Linked DNA regions of Homo sapiens: all the other regions are linked to region 3. Evidence: read pairs that join two places in POLR2A ChIA-PET (ENCODE). Cell type or tissue: A673. All regions are shown on one strand.

The links. Peaks named below come from ENCODE experiments on the same cell type or tissue, not always from the same donor. Only the 100,000 strongest peaks of a DNase experiment are listed, where the experiment ranks them.
Region 1: POLR2A ChIA-PET joins it to region 3 with 9 read pairs; 2 of 35 experiments call an interaction of 5 or more read pairs at or near these places.
Region 2: POLR2A ChIA-PET joins it to region 3 with 6 read pairs; 2 of 35 experiments call an interaction of 5 or more read pairs at or near these places.

The regions. Positions count from the first base shown.
Region 1 is chr5:68,192,476-68,197,475 of GRCh38, forward strand. LINC02219 (long intergenic non-protein coding RNA 2219) reads left to right here. Exons shown (of 3, transcript NR_105003.1): 2 at 3,895-4,014. Among named protein-coding and RNA genes, the nearest start is that of LINC02219, 5.1 kb to the left of the region's middle. RefSeq lists an enhancer at 1,084-1,623. In A673, no CTCF peak of the experiment used is centred here; no DNase peak of the experiment used is centred here.
Region 2 is chr5:67,330,720-67,335,719 of GRCh38, forward strand. No RefSeq gene overlaps it. Among named protein-coding and RNA genes, the nearest start is that of TILRLS, 65 kb to the left of the region's middle. In A673, no CTCF peak of the experiment used is centred here; a DNase peak (open chromatin) is centred at 4,892.
Region 3 is chr5:67,435,611-67,440,610 of GRCh38, forward strand. No RefSeq gene overlaps it. Among named protein-coding and RNA genes, the nearest start is that of TILRLS, 170 kb to the left of the region's middle. In A673, no CTCF peak of the experiment used is centred here; DNase peaks (open chromatin) are centred at 2,641 and 3,061; H3K27ac peaks cover 2,696 bases.

The sequences.
Region 1 (5,000 bases), 760 kb after region 3:
CCCCAAACCAGTAGCTTAAAACCTTCATTTCATTTTGTTCACGGTTTTCTGGGAATTCAGGAAGTACTCAGTCCAGGCAGCTCTCTGTTGGGTTCTCTCATGCAGTTGCAGTCAGATGTTGACTCTGGCTCCAGTGACATAAGGATCAACTGTCATAGGTCCAGCAGTTGAGGCCCAGCTCTGCCATAGGTCCAGCAGTTGACATGTCTGCAGTGAGCTTGGCAGAGGCTAATAAGCGTATCTACACCAGCATGGCTGTCTCAGGGTAATCAGACTTTTTACATGGCGGAAGACTTTCTCCAGAAAGGCTCAAGAGAATCAGACAAGGGCTTTTTCCAGCCAGCCTCAGACATCACACAGCATCACTACAAGGTTCAACTGTTTCCTATTGAGTCACTAAGATTGGACCTCTCTAGATGGGAGGAGTATCAAATAACTTGCAGATACATTTTTAAACTGCCATACATGTGCTTTTGTGTTTTTCTTCGCAAACAGCTCAGCATGTATTCTCTTTAGCTAAAGACCCCAGTAGTTTTTGAGTTCATTTTGTGCTTCCAGAACCTAGCACAGGGTATGTGTTACAGCAAATGCAGCCAAATATTTGTTAAACTGAACCAAAGGCTGACAAGCCATGAACTCCTGCCATCCACATGAAGGAGGGATTTTGTGGCTGCCAAATTTTTCTTTTGATAAGTTAGATGGCTTATCATGCTGATAATACAACTATATATATAGATAATAGAAAACCTTGGTTTTTTTCCCAAGGTAAAGGAGTCTCAGAAATCCTGTAGTCCCACCCTTTACCTTGTACCTCCCAGCCCTCCTCACCCCACCCCAGTTTCATAGCTGAAGCCCAGAGAAGTTAAGTGACCTAACCAAGTGATAAAGGTATGGTCTCTAGTTGTATTATGTTGGTGCAAAGTATTTGCGGTTTTTGCTATCAAAAGCAATTCCAGGCATTGTTTCTTGTCCATAACAAAATATTGTTTTCTCGGTTACTGTTTGGGGTTATGACTTTATCAAAAATTGCAGGGACATTGTGGGCGTTAGGTCATTTTTATACATGAGGGTGAGGAAGTGATACTTCTGCCAACCTGTTGATCTCAGCAAGAATTCTTTTCCTCCCTGACCTTTCTATTTATTCCATCAGGCAGATAAAGAAAAGACCCAGAAAGATCTCACCAGGAGGCTGTGGGACTCCAAGTTGCTCTCTTCAGATATAGGTCAAAAAAACTAACTTCCTGACCCTTTCTTCATGCCTTGCAATAAGATCTTGTAGTTTCTATGTCTGGGGCAGTGCTGAGTCTAGAAGGCTTCCTGTGATTTACAAAAAGCCTGTGAGGAAATGGAGATGTCCCTGAGCCTGCCTAAACCTGCAACAGTGATCCATTGTATTTCCAGGGGGCAACCCATCATACTTTGATGTAAGACGTCGTTCCAGCCCTTTGGGGTCAGGAATGCAAAATGCCAAGTCATCTATTTTGCATCACAATGATGCAGTTTTGTCAGGAAGTATAGTATTTTTAAAGTGATCACCCAGTTGATTAACAAAAGAAAAGAAATCACACCTTCTCCTTTGAAGTTTGCCAAGCTTCCCTTAACTAAAGAAGGCTCTTTCCTTAGCTTGTATCAGGACCATATTCAAGACTTTTTCAATTTGGAAAATTTCATATTTATTAGGAAAGGTGAATAATAGAGCTAGTATATGGAACTAATTTCTTAGGTCAGTCAACATTTCTTTAAGTCAATTCATTGAATTGATGTTTGTGTGAATGTCTGGCTTATAGTGAGCACTCAGTACATGTTAATTCCGCTTCTTTTCCTAACACCATTGTATGGGGAATGACTCAGGTTCACAATGTTTAGTATTTCTCCAAAATACTCTGAGTCTTCATTACCAAAAAAAAAAGTTCGATAACATTTGACCTCCTGTATTTACTAAGGCAGAAAAACCTTCTAAGCTCCTTGTATTGGTCAGTGTTCTCCAGAGAAACAGAACCAATAGGATGTGTGTGTGTGTGTGTGTGTGTGTGTGTGTGGTGTGTGGTGTGAGTGTAGGGGGCAAGAGAGTTATTTTAAGGAATTGACTCGTGTGATTATGAAAGCTGGCACATTACAAGAGCTGCAGTGAGCAAGCTGGAGATCCAGGATACCTGATAGTATAGTTCCAGTCTGAGTCCAAAGCCTGAGAACCAGAAGAGCTGATGGTGTGTCTAGTCTAAATGCTGGCAGGCTGAAGACCCAGAAAGAGCCAATGTTTCTGTTAGAACCTGAATGCAGTGGGGGAAAAAACTAATGTTCTAACTCTAGGTAGTCAGCCAGAAGGAAATTCCCTCTTACACATGGTAGCACCAGCCTTTTTGCTGTATTCAGCCTTCAACTGACTGGATGAGTCCCATCCACGTTAAGGAGGGCAATCTACTTTACTGAGTCAACTGATTCAAATGTTAATCTTGTCCAAAAGAACCCTCATAGAAATACCCAGAATAATCTTTGGCCAAATACCTGGGCATCCCATGGTCAGTTAAGTCAACATATAAAGCTAACTATCACACTCCTTTTCCGTTGAGCACTAGTCAAATTGAAATTTCATAGAATTTGTGTGTTTGTAATAGAAATGATTTTCTGGTTAACCCTGTTTTACCAAATATGTACGGTGTACCCAGTTCTCCTTAGGATTTACTCTTTGCTCAGAGCATTTCATTTTGGGGCATGCAAATAAATGGGATGCCCCCCTTATCCCTGCCCCATTATCCCTTATCCCTGTCCCTGTATGGAATACAATGTACACTCATAACATGAAACCAAAGGGAGGATGTTCTATGTAACATTACTGATTCTGTGACCATCCTAGGAAGGAATGCTGGTGCGAGCTCTCCATCTTCACTTCATGAATTAATAGACTTGTCATCGGAGGTATTAATAGGGCTTGGAGTTACAGCAAAGCTTCACAGACATTCTCAGACATCAATCACATTTTGGTGTTTGCAGCTCGAAGGCAAATCATCTGCACAATTATGATTTATATGAAATTCAGGAATCATAAATGTGCTTCACTTTGGTCTTATTCAGAAACCAGTAGCTTTTACTCATGGATGCTAGCAAGTTTGGCTTGCATGGTGGAGGCTGTGTGCTGTTGAGGTTAATAGCATGCAATTACCCGGGCTCCAACTGCAGCTCTACCAACACAGAAGCAAAAGTGGAAAACATGGCAGAGTTCTTAGAGTAGAAATAAAACTGTAAAAACAATGGTTGAAGAAGGATCTTTGTGCTTGTTTTAGATAGAATTCATTAAATTTTTAACTGCTATGCCAAAGAGACTATATCCATATAATCTTTAGACATGCAGTGAGGTAGTTACTGTTATTATCCCCATGCTAGAATTTGAAAACAGAAACACAGAGAACATAAGTAACTTGTCCTAAGGTCACTTTGATTTGAAAGTAGGGAGTGTGGTTCCAAGACTAACTACCAAACTAGGTGTTTCTTTGCTGGGTGAGTCCTCTCTCTGTCACCCAAACAAACACACAGCCTGGCCCAGTGATCCCATAGAGGTGCTGCCTTGCACTGCCAAGTCCTATGGGAATACTGGGCAAAGGTTCTTTTCTGCTTTCAGACCATACCCCTTGCGTCTCAGGTAGAATACTACAGGGGATAAATGGAAGACCAGATCCAGTTGGGTCAGAGGCCTCCCCTCCAGATCTTCCGCTCTCCAGAGCCTTTTTCCACCCTCTCCCCTAACCATCAACCACATGTCCCTTAGAGTTTCGTACTGTCCATTCCGCTCAAGACTTGGGTTTCCCTTTAATATTTTTATTGGTTTTGTAATAAACATCTTGGTGCTGATTAGTTGTTTTTTTTTTTTTTTTAACCGAGTTTCACTCTTTCGCCCAGGCTGGAGTAAAGTGGCATGATCTCGGCTCACTGCAGCCTCCGCCCCCGCCAGGTTCAAGTGATTCTCCTGCCTCAGCCTCCCGAGTAGCTGGGATTACAGGCGCAGGCCACCATGCCCAGGTAATTTTTGTATTTTTAGGAGAGAGGGGGGTTTCTCCATGTTTACCAGGCTGGTCCCGAACTCCTGACCTCAGGTGATACACCCGCCTTGGCCTCCCAAAGTGCTGTGATTACAGGCATGAGCTACCACGCCTGGCCGGTGCTGAATTTTAATTCCTCAACCAGCTGGGCTACCCTCGGTAATACCCTCAGTAATCATTACCCTCCCCATCACGAACTGCTCACTTGATCACTCAACACATAGAGAGTCTCCTTCATTCCCAATGTAGAATAGAGAGCAGAGATAACAGTGGAGAGTAAAGGCAACATGGTCCCTGCCCTCACGGAGTTTATACTCTAGTGGGGAAGACAAACATTATTCAAAGAGTTACATATAAATATAAAACTATACTGTGACAAATGCCACAAGGAAAAGGTGCAGAGTTTGATGACCCCAGGACCTGGAATTTACCTAGTCAGAGAGATCAAGGAAGGCTTCCCTAAGGAAGTGGTGCAGAGCTGAGATCGGAAGAAGCAGGGATGTTCTCCACAGAAAGAACATGCTCAGAAGCCCAGTCAGCAGCAGGAAGGAGTGTGGTGATTTTGAGGAACCGAAAGAAGACCAGCATGGCTGGAGAACAGAGGATGGGGGTGTGATATGTGACGAGCGAAGAGAAGTAAGCGGGGGCAAGATTGTGTAAGCCTGTGATCAGGATTCTGGCCTGTATGCCTAGAGCAGTTATTTTCAACTTCGGCTACATGTCAGAACCACCTACAAAGCATTTTAAAATACTGATTAAAGGATCCCATTCCAGAACCATCAAATCCAAACTTCTGGAAGTGAGAACCAGGCATAAGTATTTTTTTTAAAGCTTTCAGGTGATTTTATCATGAAAACAAGGGTGAGAATCATTGACCTATAGCAATGAGAAGTCACTAAAATGTTTGAAGATAATATGTATGCTATGAATCTTTAGAGGGAGTTGGAAGCCATTTCCAGATTTACA
Region 2 (5,000 bases), 100 kb before region 3:
TCTGTTTTTATGCCAGTGCCATGTTGTTTTGACTACAATAGCTTTGTAATATATTTTGAAATCTGGTAGTGTGATGCTTCCAGCTTGGTTCTTTTGCTTAAAATGGCTTTGGTTATTTGGGGCCTTTTGTGGTTGCATATAAATTTTATAAATGTTTTGATCTATTTTTGTGAATAATGTTATTGAAATTTTGATAGTGATTTCATTGAATTTGTAGCTTGCTTGGGTAGTATGGGCATTTTAGCAATATTAATTCTTCTAATCCATGAACCTGGGATATCTTTCCATTTATTTGTGTCTTCTTCAATTTCTTTTATACTTTTCAGTATACTGATCTTTAGCCTCCTTTGTTAAATTTACTTATAAGTATTTAATTTTTTGATGCTATTGTAAATGAGATTATTTTCTTAATTTCTTTTTCAGATAGTTTGTTGTTATGTAAAAATGCTACTGATTTTTATAAGTTGATTGTTTATCTTAACACTTTACTGAATTCCTTTATTCAGTAAAGGAATAAATTACTAAAAATACAATTTGGCTTTGTAATACATTCCTAAATATATTACAAAGCTATGGTAGTTCCACCTTTGCGTGTGTGTGTGTGTGTGTGTGTGTGTGTGTGTTTGTGAAGTCTTTAGAGTTTTCTAAGTATAAGAAGAGGCCATCAACAGAGACAATCACTTCTTTCTTTCCTATTTGAATGTCTTTCATTTCTTTTCTTTTGCCTAATTGCTCTGGCTGCTAGAACTTTCAGTACTATGCTGAATAGAAGGGGTGAAAATAGGCATCTTTGTCTTATCCCTGATCTTAGAGGCAACGCCTTCAACTTTTCACTATTGAGTATGATGTTAGCCGTGGGCTTGTCTTATGTGACCTTTATTGTGTTGAAGAATATTCCTTCTATACGTAATTTTTGAGAGTTCTTGATTATGAAAGAATGTTGAATTTTGTCAAATGCTGTTTTTTTTGGCATCTGTTGAGATGATCATATAGTTTTTGGCCTTCATTCTGTTAATATAGTGAATCACATTTATTGATTTGCATATGTTGAATCATCCTTGAATCCCAGGGGTAAATCCCACTTGATCATGGGAAGGATTATTTTGAATCTTTTTTAATCATTTTGAAGGATTGTGGAATACAGTTTTATAGTATTCTGTTGAGGATTTTTGCATCTATGTTCATCAGGGATATTGGCTTGTAGTTTTCTTGGAGTGTCTTTGTCCAGCTTTGTTAGCAAGGTAATACAGGCCTCATAAAATGAGTTTGGAAGTATCCTCTCCTCTTCAATTTTTTTGAAAGATTTAGAAAATGATTGATATTCATTCTTTAAATGATTGGTAGAATTTATCCATGAAGCCATCTGGTCCTGGGATTTTCTTTGATGGGAGATTTTAATTACTAATTTAATCTCCTTACTTGCTTTGATTTGTTCAGATTTTCTATTTCTTTGTAATTCAGTCTTGGTAGGTTTATGATTCTAGGAATTTATCCATTTCTTCCAGGTTGTCCAATTTGTTGGCATGTAGTTGTTCATAGTAGTCTCTTATGATCCTTTATATGTTTGTGTTATCAGTTATAATGTTTCCTCTTTCATTTCTGATTTTATTTATTTGAGTCTTCTGTCATTTTTCCTTAGTCCAGCTAAGGATTTGTCAATTTTATTCATCTTTTCAAAAAACCAACCCTTAGTTTCATTGATCTTTTCTGTTGTTTTTCTATCCTGTATTTCATTTATTTCTGCTCTGATCTTTGTTTTATCTGTTAATATTGGGCTTTCTATTAATATTGGGCTTAGCATGTCCTCCCCACCCCCAGGTTCCTTGAGGTATAAAGTTAGGTTGCTTATGTGGGATTTTTTTCTTTTTTGATATGTCTTTATTACTATAAACTTCCCTCTTGAAGCTGCTTTTGCTGCATCTCATAATTTTCCTTAATTCCTCTTGTTATTGATTTCTAGTTTTATACCATTGTGATCAGAAAAAAGTTTGATATCATTTTGATTTTCCTAAATTTGTTTAGACCTGTTTTGTGTCTTAACATTTTGTTTATCATGGAGAATGTTCCCAGTGCACTTGAAAAGAATATGCATTCCATTGTTGTTAAATGGAATGTTCTGTATATGTCTGTTAGGTCCATTTGGTCTAAAGTGTAGTTCAAGTCCAATGTTTCCTTACTGAATTTATTTTTTTTTTGAGACAGAGTCTCACTCTGTCACCTAGGCTGGAGTGCGGTGGTGCGATCTTGGCTCATTGCAACCTCCGCTTCCCAGGTTCAAGCGATTCTCCTGCTTCAGCCTCTTGGGTAACTGGCATTACAGGTGCACCACCATGTCCGGCTAATTTTGTATTTTTAGTAGAAATGGGGTTTCATCATGTTGGCCAGGCTGGTCTCAAACTCCTGACCTCATGTGATCCACCCACTTCAGCCCCACAAAGTGCTGGGATTACAAGCATGAGCTACCGTGCCCAGCCTCCTTATTGAATTTTGCCTAGATGATTCGCCTATTGTTGAAAGTGAGGTATTTAATCCCTTATAATTATTGTGCTGCAGTCTATGTCTCCCTTCAGATCTCTTCATGTTTGCTTCATATATTTAGTTACTCATCCCAATTTCCTTTTTTTTTTTGGCAGAGAAATAACTTGCTATAAGAGAAGTTTGCTGAGTTCAACACTTTCTCAAAGTGTAGTCTAGAATAAAATTGCTAAATGCCTGGAGAGAGGATAACCCTCCTCCCTTCTGCATTTCATAGCAAACACTGAAAACAATTTCCCTATTTTCTGCTAAGCTTCACATGGCTTCACAATCCCAGACTATATCCTTATTCTGTTAGCCATTACCTATTGATGAGAGATGGCATACATTAGAAACATAGTCACCAATTTGGATGAATTAACCAGGGCTCTTGTCTTATGAAATACTCAAGAAATTCTGGCTCCAGAGTGTAAAAGGTCGGGGGAAAGTATCAAAGACCTGTACTTTACCTTGCTAATCTGTGCTCCATCCGTACTACCAATCATCAATTGATTAATATATATACATACATATATATAAAAAACACATGTATGTATATCTCATTTTCTCTCTTACCTCCTTTATTATTCTTACTCAGTATGTGCCTAAAATTAAAGTATATATTTATTCACTTGATTGTGTCTTTCTTGTAATAATTAAAACTTTACTGGGCAGAGGTCTGCTTGTGTACTACTCTATCTTTAGCCTTTAGAACTGCAGTTGGCTCATTATATATGCTTTAAATATTTGTTGAATAAATGAATAAATATATGAATGAGTGTAAATGAGACTCATTACTTTTTAAATTTATTTTTAATGAATCCAGAAAGAAAAAAACCTCAGTTCCACTGAATGCCAATTAGGAAGCATTCATCCATGGGAGCTGCATCGGGAAAATCCACTCTGAGAATGGAGGCACCACTGAGAATATAGAAAAAAGAAATTTAGGGACAAAACAAGCCTCAGTCCTATTGCTTGAGCCCAAGACAGAGACTGGTTCAAAACCTGCCCTACATCTGTATTTTCTAGTAATTGATCTTAAAAAAAACCTCCTGTATTATCTAAGGTGCTTTGAGCTGGAATTTTTGTTAATTGCAACTGAGGTTATTATATATCTGTAGGGATGACGTCTGTGACAAGAAAGTTTGGATTCAGAGAGGAAAGAAGAAGGGCAAAGGAGGAGCTCAGAGTAGGGCCAGATAAATAGAAACTGCAGGTACTTCAAAATTTTGTCTACAGTAGGCTGGATCTATCTTGCCTCCTCCTCCCCAATGTTTTTTTGAAGGCAATATGAGCTATGATAGGAGACAATGCTGAGCTCAAATCCCTTATCTAGCACTGTCAGGAGTGTGACCTTATCTCAGACCTAAGCTTCTTTGTGTGTAAAAGGAGGATAATACCTGATTACAGGGGTTGGGGGAAATTAATAAAATAAGCACGTGTCATTTCTAGCACCTAGACTGTGCTCAGTGATGTAAATGTTCTCTTGCTTTGGTGATCTGACAAAGGAAAGTTGAACAATTATGTCCCAGATGGATGCTGAAAAATTTATTCAAAAGTAGTTAATCCTACGTAAATGGTGTTTCTAAATTGCTGCCTGTTTTTGAAGGACTAGAGTTTCATATAATTAATTAATGACTTTCAAAATAACTTGTCAACAGCAATAATCCCAATGAGAGGAGCAAAAACTTCTTTTGGAGGAGAAACTGGAAAATTTCCTGCATTTTATTTGGAACAGCTATGGTGCAATTCCTTTTACATGCCTTTGCTCCCCTAAAACATAGTGGGGCTGATTGAAGGATACATAAATTAATTAGGAAAGACCTCCTGTTGTTGCCTAGAGCAAATTTATAACTACAGAGGATACTTGAAGTCATGTGTTTTATTCACTATAATGTTCAACAAGTTTATGTGTATGAGCTCAACTTTTTTTTTTTTCTGGAACTTTGAGTGAATGGAACTTAGTATATGGCAAGATCTAGGTGCTGTGCTACTTTCCCATGATAAACTGAATGCTTTCCCTAAAGATAGTTGATCTATTGAGTTTAATGACAATTTCCAACATTTCCTTTTTAACATTAGATTCAGGTGATCGTGCATGTTGCAATTAATTTCATTTTTGGTCAGTTTTGTGGAATGCCTACTGTGTGCTTGATAGAAGGAGGTTTTACAGCTGAATGCTCTACCCCAGAGCACTATAGTCTCTGTGGTCTATTTTGGAATTTCTCCTTAAGTTTATTACAGGAGTTTTATTTATGTCATTTGTTTCGTATATTATGCTGTTCCAAGTTGTAAACATGCCACAAGTAATTTCCCTTTCTCTTCTTCTAAGCCTTATTTATGTTCTTTGGAATTCATACAGAAACATCTTGAAGTTCTGAGGAGCTGTTACTAATGTGCCCCTCTGGGATCAGACTGATTTTGACTGTGAGAATTGGCATCTTTGAGATCTCATTAAAAAGAGCCCCACATCAGAACTCCAGACC
Region 3 (5,000 bases):
TTATTAAAGTGATTTTTTCCATTTCCATTTGTATATGCAACCCCTTTAGTTGTAGAAATGCAAATTTTAGCTATCCATAAAAGAAAGTATTTTCTTTTTTTAAATTCCTTCAATAATATGTATTTAGTTGTAATTTACTATTTTCCACTAAATGTTCCGTAAATTCTCACTGGAGAAGCCATTGCAAGAATGAGCCATGCACTGCAGAGACCCTTCATTATGGAGTTGTAGTGGATCGGGTGGGTGTGCATCCTGTTTAGATGGGGTATATCCTGTGGCAGGGACAATAAGATAAATTTTGGTGAATGGCTTAGTGGGGTCACACCTGGTTAGTAGCATCACATTAATTTTCCCAAGGCAAACTAGAAAAAATGTGTAAGTCAAGTATAAATTAGCAGAGATGAAAGTGTTGCAGAGGAAAGAGCTATACATTCATATTCAGAATGATCCCTTCACCATGTGGCCTGGAAGTACCAGAATGATCTAACATCACTGAACCCGTTGTTCCAACTATAAAATGCAGGCAGTGGCCATTTGCTGTGGAAATTCAATGAGATTCTCTCTATATAAATGTTCTAGTCTCTAAGATCATGTACCATTGTAACATGCCTTATAACTTTGTCATGTCTTATGCTTTGGTCAAATGGATACCCATTTCTTTAACAGACTTCATTTAAAAAAATTAACTTGTAAAGGAACAATGGTAGATCAGTAGAATTTAGGTCTGAGATATGAAATGTATTTGCAAGGACAAAACACAGCAGCTATCTTGGCTTGTACCCCACTGCCCTCTCTCTAGAGGGAAGTGTCAAGGAAAATTAGACCCAGAAGGATAAGGCTGAAGCTTGGCTGTGCCATTTATTAGCTGTGTGATGTGAGGCTAATTACTGGACTCCTCTGAAACTTTTTCCTCTTTTAGGTGTTGTAATAATCCTATCTCTTAGAGTTATATTCAGGATTGGCTAAGACACCAGCACACCTAATATATAATGCTCAGCAGATGAAAATAAACATGACTTACAAATAGGGCTTACTGTGTATCAGGTATGGTTTTAAACACCTTAAAGGTATGAACTCTTTGATTTCTCACAGTATCCCAAGAGATTGACCAAATTTTAATCACCATTTTATAGGTGGAAATACTGATGAAAATAAGATTAATTAATTTGCTCGGTATCAGACATCAAATAAGTGGCAGAACCAGGCTTTAAATGCAGGGCAGACTGGTATTGGGGTATGTGTGCCTAACCATTACACCAACCTATCTCTAACCAGGAAGGATCTGTTCTATAAAGGAATCCAAGGCTTTGATTTTGATTCATGGAACATGTATGCCTTAGTTATATGCATGATACTTTAAATTCTGCAGAAACTTCTTGCAGAAACTTTCCTAAAATAATGACCTAGAATAACATAATTATTGTGTAGTAATAAACAAGATACGATGGATTCACAGCATATACAGATTTTCAAATACTTAGATTCTTACATACACCACCTGAGAGAAGCAGTGTATTATTTGATTAGATTAACTACCAATGCTATCCTTGTAATTGTATTAGCACATTCTTCAATGGTCTGTTTTCTTGGAGATTTCTTTAGTACCATGTAATTTAATGGTTTGCATCAAAAGTTACTGCCCAAGACCATGGGAACCCACCTCTTGCATCAGCATGACCTGGATGTGAGACATGGAGTCAAAGGAGATCATTTTGGAGCTTTAAGATTTGACTGCCCCGCTGGATTTTGGGCTTGCATGGGGCCTGTAGCCTCCTTGTTTTGGACAACTTCTCCCATTCGGAGTGGCTATATTTACCCAATGCCTGTACCCACACTGTATCTAGGAAGTAACTAACTTGCTTTTGATTTTACAGGCTGATAGGCAGAAGGAAGTTGCCTTTTCTCAGATGAGACTTTGGACTGTGGACATTTGAGTTAACGCTGAAATGAGCTAAGACTTTGGGGGACTGTTGGAAAGGCATGATTGGTTTTGAAATGTGAGGACATGAGATTTGGGAGGGACCAGGGCCGAATAATATGGTTTGGCTGTGTCCCCACCCAAGTCTCATCTTGAATTCCCACGTGTTGTGGGAGGGACCCAGTAGGAAGTAATTGAATCACAGATGCAGGTCTTTCCTGTGCTGTTCTTGTGATAGTGAATAAGACTCATGAGGTCCGATAGTTTTAAATAGGAGAGTTTTCCTTTGCAAGCTTTTTTTTCTGTCTGTCACCATGTAAGCGTGCCTTTCAACTTCCGCCATGATTGTGAGGCCTTCCCAGCCACATGAAACTTAAGTCCATTAAATCTCTTTCTTTTGTAAATTGCCCAGTCTTGGGTATGTCTTTATCAGCAGCATGAAAACGAACTAATACAGTTACTTCAGTAAGTGTTTTTGTACATCTGCAGAAGTAGGCTGGAGTTAGAAGACTTTATTAGTTTGTGACTTTGGACAAATCCCATAAATTCTCTGAGTCCTATTAGTATTCTAATCTGCAAAGCAGGAAATATCCTTCCTGTGTCTACAGTGAGAATCAGATGAGAACATTGATGTAAACATCTTCTGCAAACTCTCAAGTGCTATCTAAATGTTAAGGGTCCTTATTTAGTGTCAAGGGAGTTCCGGGATTTCATGTGATTGCTCATTTAAGTGCCTAGAGAGCTGGGATGTGAAATCTACATTTCTCAATTTAAAATCTTGGCCAGTCATCCAAGATATCACCCCCTTGGGAATCTATGGGGCTTAGACCACGTTGCTTAACTGATTCCCATGGGAGGTGTTGGCTTATCAGGAGAGATGGTTTCTATGAATCAGATAAGGGCTGGCGTAGTTGATCTCCATGATCCCAACTCTGAGAATTTAGACTTTGAAAATTAAAACAGGGGAAGCTTTTCTGCAACTTTACTGAACCTGCAAATTAAAACTTAAAGGTTATTTAGTAATAGCAATTTATAGCAGAACATTTGCAAAGAAAACTAAACACAATCACCACCAGTGTTTTGAGTGAGCTCCAATTTTCCACAGGAAATGGAGAACTCTTTTTCATTTTAGCCGTAGGAGCTGGTATTGTTTATTTCCTCATCCATATGTTTTGTGTCTGGAAATGTTTCAAGATCCTCCAGCCCCAGCAGGTCGTCTTCTCTCCTCCTTCTTGAAGTTCACTCATCTTCTCCTCTTCTCCTTACAGTTCCTACAGGTTCCCAACCATTCTCTTCCTCTTACTCAGTGTTCTTCACATTTTTCCTGCCCCCATCTCTCAGTCCTCCCTCCTTTTTCTCATGTGCTGAGTTTTAATTATGCACATCTAAAAGCATTGTGAATTAAAGTCAGTAGCTCTAGTTCTACTATCTTTTCCTCCAGCATCAAATGAGATGTACCTGGGGAATTGGAGGCAAGGGAGGAACAAATGAGCCTGTAATCAGAGACAAACCACTTTGGAGAGAGTAGACAACATTGTCTTTCAAACAAGGGCAGGCTGCCTGCTTTTGGCCTCCTTGGAGGAGCTCTGTCTACCAAGCCTTGTGCTTTTCGCGACAGCAGCCCTGGCTTCCCTGTCCCCAGACTTTCCTGGCTGTCCCCTGGCTGTCCTTCAGCCCCTCTCTGCTCCCTCTTTATGCCTTTCCGAACTCATCACAATTCTACTGCCAGTTTCAGAATGATTCGTGATTTCTGTTTCCAAAATAGTAGTTCTAGAAAAGGATCTCCCTGGTGTCCTGGTCTCATTTTGCTGGGATGTTCACTATCCTAAGCCTGAGAATGGGACAGGAAAAAAAGTTAAGATTTGTGCTAGCTCTTGTCCTGTTTCACTGACAGGTTGTCACTTTTTCTGAAGTTTCCAGGCCTGATGTGAACGTCGTGGTCTGAAGCATACATGTTCCCACTTGGTGACTCTGTTCATTTCACATTCAAAATAAGGCGAATGTGTGCTATTATTTACTTTATAATGCTCTTGCTTTCAGCTAAAAATTACATTAATGATATTTGAAGAATTAAAATTCTTCATTTGGCCTCATCAAATTACTTTCTGTCATTGATGTCTTTGACTTTCCTTTGGATAATATTGTATTCGATTTTGTTGTAGTTAGAAAAGTTGTTTTTTGTTCTCAGATTTAATTCTGCCTGTCCCCCTGTTTGCTATGTCATTCCTAATTATATCCACTTTCCCCTTACCGAGACCACCCATTATAATTTCTTCCTCTCTGGAGTGTTTAGAGCTTTTAAAATCTTGCACATCATAAATGAAAAACTTTGCAAGTACAAATACTCAATGGAGAGTCAATACAGTATAAGGGTATGACAAATGAAACTGTGTTTTTGACATGACTGTTTGTTCTTATAAATTCAAGTGATTCTTGACCCACTAGTGCTGCAGCCTAAACTAAGAAACCCCTTAAATATTTTAATACTGCCACATGTTGATTTCTATCACATTCTCTGTAGGACTTTGGTAACATTCATGACAGTCACAATGTGTTGCCTCTTTTACTTAAGCTCAAGAATTTATTCTCTGCCCACATTTTAGAAATGTAAAAGGCACTTTTACTGCTAATATTTAGGTTAAATTGTAGTATTTGATTTTTTGAAGCAAAGATCTTGGCATGTATATTTTTCAGATTGTAATTTGTTCAGATGTAGTAGGATGGGTATATAACTTTATTAATGAAGAAAGTTAATAAAAGCAGATTGGCAGAACCAGAGAAGATACAGCAGGTAGAGAATACTAAAGCCCCAAGTTTACATAAAATGTAAATACATCTGTTTGAGTACCTCAGTGTGGCCTTACCATTAGTTCTGTCAATAAACATTCCAAACTTACTGGGTTTTACAAACATTTCTTAGCACTACAGCTTCATCTGAAAAATAATAATAAATTATAGTTTCTAAAATGCCTACTGCATACCCGACACTATATTAAACACCTACACATGTTACCACATTTTATCCTTAGGACAACTTGGTGCCATAGATATTATTATTGTCATCTTAAAAAATATATATCTA